Linked DNA regions of Homo sapiens: region 2 is linked to region 1. A link is an interaction called in ENCODE POLR2A ChIA-PET data of the cell type or tissue named here. Cell type or tissue: A673. All regions are shown on one strand. Each heading gives the region's core, and the rest is flanking DNA. Links, peaks and the distances in the headings are about the cores only.

Region 1 (2,913 bases), core at 123-2,622:
ACAGGGCCTTGAATGTCAGGCGAAATAACTTATTCAACTTCGTAGGTGATGAGAGCTGTGGAAGGCTTTGAGCAGGAGAGCAACATGGTTATAGCTGAGTGGAAATCATTTGAGTCCAGAAGTTGCTGGATTACCATATGGAGCTGGAGACTATAGCTGCAGAAATCGTGTGGCTGTTGAAATAATCTAGTGGAGAGGGCTGTTGGGGACATGTACAGTTAGTTATCTTATTTTCATTTTCCTCCTGTTGATGTAATTTCTGTGACCAGAGTCTTGTTCTATTTTAATCTGCAAAGCATGCTGTTCAGTATGACATGTAATAAATGTTGAACCCTCTTTGGGGAGTCAGTCAATCATGAAGACAATTATTTTGACTTGAGACAAAGAAAATGAAAGTCCTGAGGAAAAGTGTTCACATTTGCTATTTTAAGCTGGGAGAGCAAATGTTCTCAGAACTCTGCGGTCCCTTGGATTGGGTGCAGTTTGCTCTGCTGAGCGTGAGTTGGCAGCCCTGCCTGCTTGAACATGGCTGCCGCTTGTTGTTCAGGTTGAGTGGACTTTCCTGGTGGGGCCGAACACCCCTCGCATTTCGGCAGCACCCACGTGGGCCTCTTGTTCACAGGAGTGTCCTGAACAGAACAGTTTCTGTAAGAAAGAAGCCTTCATAAATATTTGTTAAAGAAGTTTCAGGCCGGGTGCGGTGGCTCACACCTGTAATCCCAGCACTTTGGGAGGCCGAGGCGGGCGGATCACGAGGTCAGGAGTTCGAGACCAGCCTGACCAACACTGGTGAAACCCCGTCTCTACTAAAAATACAAAGAAAAAAAATAAAGCTGGGCGTGGTGGTGTGTGCCTGTAATCCCAGCTACTCGGGAGGCTGAGGCAGGAGAATCGCTTGAATCCTGGAGGTGGAGGTTGCAGTGAGCCGAGATCATGCCATTACACTCCAGCCTGGGGGACAGGGTGAGACTCCGTCTCAAAAGAAAAAAAAAGGAGAAAGAAGTTTTCTAGCTAGAAAGGAGAGGCTAAGATGTCTGAAGGCTTAAAGCGGTGCCCTTGTGCCTTGACTGCTTCCTGGGTTGCCCAGGCTGACCTGCGGGTCCCCTGTGGGCTTCACTATGGCTCTAAGGGAGGTGGAGTCTGCGGTGTCCACACCCCCTGCACTCTGAAGGACCCTCCTTCCTTGAGAGAAGTCCCTGCGAAGTCCTCCTTCAGAAGTGTTCGGGGGGTGAAACGGGGACGCATGTCCTGCACATCCGAGGCTCACCGTATGGGCCCAGGCTCCTTTCTGTCATTGATACCAATTGACCTTATGTGTGCTGAGGACAGTCTTTGGCCCTGGACCCAGGATGTTTCTGAGGTTACAAGTCCAGCTTGGTGGCAAACCGATAAGGCCCATGAAGGCTCGCCAGCTCCACAGGTGTCAGACGGGCCTCAGGGCAGGAGTGTCTTTCTCCTCTCCTTGTCCTGTGATGCAGGTCACTTCCCATGATGTCCCCAGTGAATGGCCCGGGCTGGGTTGCCTGATGGGTGCTGGCCTGTGGGAATGTACTCCTTAACAAGGAGGAAGAGCCAGGTGTGCCCAGTGGCCAAGAACATGAACCCATGCCCCCTTGCAGGGCTTCAAGTAGATCAGGCAGCTGGGGCAGATTTCTTAAGGCTGTGGTCAGAAATGAGTACTTTTTTTTTTTTTTTGGTCATCATAAAGCAGTACAGGAAAAGCACTTAAAATATATTTAAGGCCTTTAATTTATAATGCATTCTTAAATAAATGTTCTTTGTCTACCTAAATTACCATGGACTGTTTCAGACCAAGTTCACAGAAGGTATTTTTTCATTTTTTGTGCCATACTTTGGTCATTTTAACAGGCAGACAAGAACAGCTTTTGATGATGAGAGAATCATTAAAGATTCTGTTAAGAAACCTGGTATTATAATGAGCAGAACAGAAAGGAACTTGAGTATATGATAAATTAGTTAACCAGATTATGTAAGTTGTAGGAATAGAAATTCCCTAACCAGCCCAATATGTATTCAAATTAAATACGTATTCGAGAGGGAGAATATTTACTTATTATTGCCATGCATATTATAGAAAACTTCTCAAGTCAGGCATCGTTGAATTTTCAATTTAAAAACTAGTTTGAGGCATAATGTAATAAATCTGTTTTGCATTTTTATTTTCAGTTTCCCAGGAAAGATTTCAGTTATAGATGGTGTATTATCACAATTTCAGGAGCAACAGTTGAGATTTGTGATTTCTATTAACCAAAGCCTTTTGGGTTGGCTATTCTTGTTGAAAAACTTAATTAAAAATTATTTTTTACTGCTTATTTAAAACATTTTTACCTTTTTCATGCAAGTTCTCTGTCTTCAAATTATACCGTGTTTCCTTTACTAGAAATGTCTGTATTTAGTGACCGAAGATTGCCCTTGTCTTCTGTTCTTGGCCAGTTGCCACTGTCCCTCCCCCTCATCCCTGCACCGTTGGTTCTCTTGACCCTGTCTGTAATGGCTTTATATTAACTTTTCTCTTTTTGAGTTGATCCGCTGAAAAATTTTAATGGTGGTGGGATTAAAGAGATCCCCACTTCTTTGTCATTTCCTTTAAAAATATTTTACAATTTTCTCCTTTTCTACAAGGTTTTTTTGCATCAATATAGGAACAATTATGGTGCAAACCTTTTACAACAAACTCTATTCCTGCATTGTACCTCCACACCACCAGGGTAAATGGTAAAACTCTGAGAACTTCCCTTTTTCTCAGGCTGTTGTTTCTAGAGATACATTCATTATAAATCAGTGTTGAAAAAGCTCCTACCTCAAAGTCTTTAACTCTGTATATGTTTATTTTGTGCTCTCTCTTATCTTCCAAACTTATTAGAAGCAAAATCAAGGTTGACTGATAGGAAA
Region 2 (2,913 bases), core at 114-2,613, 340 kb before region 1:
CTCAAATTCTCCAATACCCTCCCTGATGAGAGCTGGGGTCTACAGTCCGTGTTCTAGAATCTGGGTGGATGTGTGACTGTAGAAGCCAGAAAAGAACAGGGAACGGGACCCTGGGTAGCTTAGGAGTCCGGCCAGCTTACAAAGCCATGCAGCTTCCACCTGGTCACCACAACAGTATCATCTTTGGGAGCCCTGAGCTACCGGTATGAACTCTAACTACCTGCAGCCTCCATGCTTGAGAGGCTATGGTGGGTCAACAGTCCCCATGGAGCCCAGCCTCCCAGCCATTGCCATCATCACTAGGCATGTGAGTGAAGCCACCCTGGCCCCTCCAGACCAGCCCCTCTGGCTGCTGATCATTACTGAGGGACCCTGTCAACAACCATGTGGAGAAAATAATCATCTAGATGAGCCCTGCCCAAATCTGTGACTCACAGAATCATGAGATAGAATAAAACGGTTGTTGATAAAGCCATTAGTGTTAATGTGGCTTGTTATATTGCAGTAGATGACCAGAACGTCCCCAGACCTCTTCCCCAGTTCAAATGCCATGTGGCTGCCTAGAAAAGATAGGTGGATGAGGCAACCTTGTTGAACTAAAGATTTCAAGATGATCTGTGGCAGTAAGTGAAGTGCCCAGGGTAGGAGCTGGGGCTAAACATGCAAGTTCCTGCCCAGCAATTAAAAACAACTGGAGGCTTCTTAGAACTCAGCTCTGGCCAGGCGCGGTGTCACGCCTGTAATCCCAGCACTTTGGGAGGCCAAAGTAGGTGGATCACAAGGTCAGGAGTTCGAGACCAGCCTGACCAACATGGTGAAGGCCTGTCTCTACTAAAAATACAAAAATTAGCCGGGCGTGGTGGTGCACACCTGTAATCCCAGCTACTCAGGAGGCTGAGGCAGGAAAATCGCTTAAACCTGGGAGGCAGAGGTTGCAGTGAGCCAAGATCATGCCACTGCACTCCAGCTTGGGTGACAGAGCGAAACTCCGTCTCAAAAAAAAAAAAAAAAGAACTCAGCTCTCTGTAGGGGATAGATCATGTCCAGAGAGAAAAAGAAAGCAGCCTCGGTCCAAATCAGGGCACATGCAGATCAGCAGGGTATTGAAACCAGTCAGATACGGCTTAGTTTCTGAATATCTAAATGATAATCCTAATGAATTATCTTGAGCACTGTGACAGGCAGAATAATGATCTTCCCAAAGATGTCCACATCCTAATCCCCAGAACCTGGAAATATGTCAGGTAACATGGCATTAGTCCATTTTCACATTGCTATAAAGATACTACCCAAGACTGGGTAATTTATAAAGGAAAGAGGTTCAATTGACTCACAGTTCCACAGGGCTGGGGAGGCCTCAGGAAACTTACAATCATGGCAAAAGGCGAAGGGGAAGCAAGGCATCTTCTTCACAGGGTGGCAGGAGAGAGCAGTGCAAACAGGGGAAATGCCAGACACTTATAAAACCATCAGATCTCCTGAGCACTCACTCACTATCACGAGAACAGCATGGGCGAAACCACCCCCCCATGATGCAATCACCTCCCTCCCTCCACACGTGGGGATTACAGTTGGAGATGAGATTTGGCTGGGGAGACAGAGCTAAACCATATCACATGGTAAACGAGAATTAAGTTGCAGCTGGAAGTAAGGTTGCTAATCAGCTCACTTTAAAGTAGATTATCCTAAATTATCTGAGTGAGCCCAATGTAATCCATTTACAAGCAGACAAGGAAGCAGCAGAGAGTCAGAGGAGGATGTGACCAGAGAAGAAAGTCAGAGAGAGGTGATGTTGCTGGCTGTGAAGATGGAGGAGGGGCCACAAACCAAGGAGAGTGAGCAGCCTCTAGAAGCTGGAAAAGGCAAGGAAACTGATTCACTTCTGGACTTTCCAGAAGAGAACACAGCCCTGCCAACACATGAATTTGAGCCAAGTGAAGACTTCTAACTAAGCCAAGCGTGAGACTTCTAAATTACAGAAATATAAGGCAATAAATTTGTGTTGTTTCAAGCAACTGTGTAATAATTTGTTACAGCAGCAATAGAAATTATTACAAGCAACTACTATGTTATAGATGTTATATTAGGAGCAAAGAATCTATGAGTATACTGCCTTATTGAGTCCTTGCAAAGAAGTATTGCTATCACTGCTTTTTAGATGCCAAACCAAGGTTCAGAGCAGATAAGCAATGGACGAAAAGTCCTGTATTAGTCCGTTCTCCCATTGCTATAAAGAAATACCTGAGACTGGGTAATTTATAAAGAAAAGAGGTTTAATTGGCTCATGGTCTGCAGGCTGTACAGGAAGCATGGCAGCACCTGCTTCTAGGGAAGCCTCAGGGAGCTTTTGCTCATGGTAGAAGGCACAGTGGAGGCAAGCGTCTTACCTGACAAGAGCAGGACCAAGACAGCGGGGAAGGTGTTATGTACTTTGAAAAACCAGATCTCGTGATAATTTACTGCCTCACTGTCATGAGAACAGCACTGGGGGGATGGTGCTAAACCATGAGAAACTGCCCCTGTGCCTCCAAAGCACTGAGCACCAGCAAATATTTAATGCTTAACAGACTGCCTGACTCATACTTGAATACTTGAAGAATCAAAGATGCATGGATGGATGGATGGGTGGGTGAAGGGGTAGATGAGTGGGTGGGTAGATGGGTGAATGGGTGGGTGTATGGATGGATGGATGGATGGATAGATGGTTGGTTGTGTGGATGGTTAGATGATTGGATGGAAAAATGGGTGGTTGGATGGATGGTTAGATTAATGGCTGGGTAGATGGAAGGATCAATAAATGCGTGGAAGTGTGGATGGGTGGATGGGTGGATGGATGGATGGATGGATGGATAGATGGATGGATGGATAGATGGTTGGGTACATGGATGGTTAGATGGTTGGATGGAAAAATGG

What was found. ChIA-PET counts read pairs that join two places held together with the same protein. Peaks named below come from ENCODE experiments on the same cell type or tissue, not always from the same donor. Only the 100,000 strongest peaks of a DNase experiment are listed, where the experiment ranks them.
Region 2: POLR2A ChIA-PET joins it to region 1 with 5 read pairs; 2 of 35 experiments call an interaction of 5 or more read pairs at or near these places.

The regions. Positions count from the first base shown.
Region 1 is chr13:98,187,583-98,190,495 of GRCh38, forward strand. The region is part of intron 1 of FARP1 (FERM, ARH/RhoGEF and pleckstrin domain protein 1); the gene reads left to right. Among named protein-coding and RNA genes, the nearest start is that of RNF113B, 12 kb to the left of the region's middle. In A673, for the core only: no CTCF peak of the experiment used is centred there; no DNase peak of the experiment used is centred there; H3K27ac peaks cover 940 bases.
Region 2 is chr13:97,849,867-97,852,779 of GRCh38, forward strand. No RefSeq gene overlaps it. Among named protein-coding and RNA genes, the nearest start is that of IPO5, 100 kb to the right of the region's middle. In A673, for the core only: CTCF peaks have their summits at 1,302 and 1,515; a DNase peak (open chromatin) is centred at 1,545; H3K4me3 peaks cover 616 bases; H3K27ac peaks cover 2,328 bases.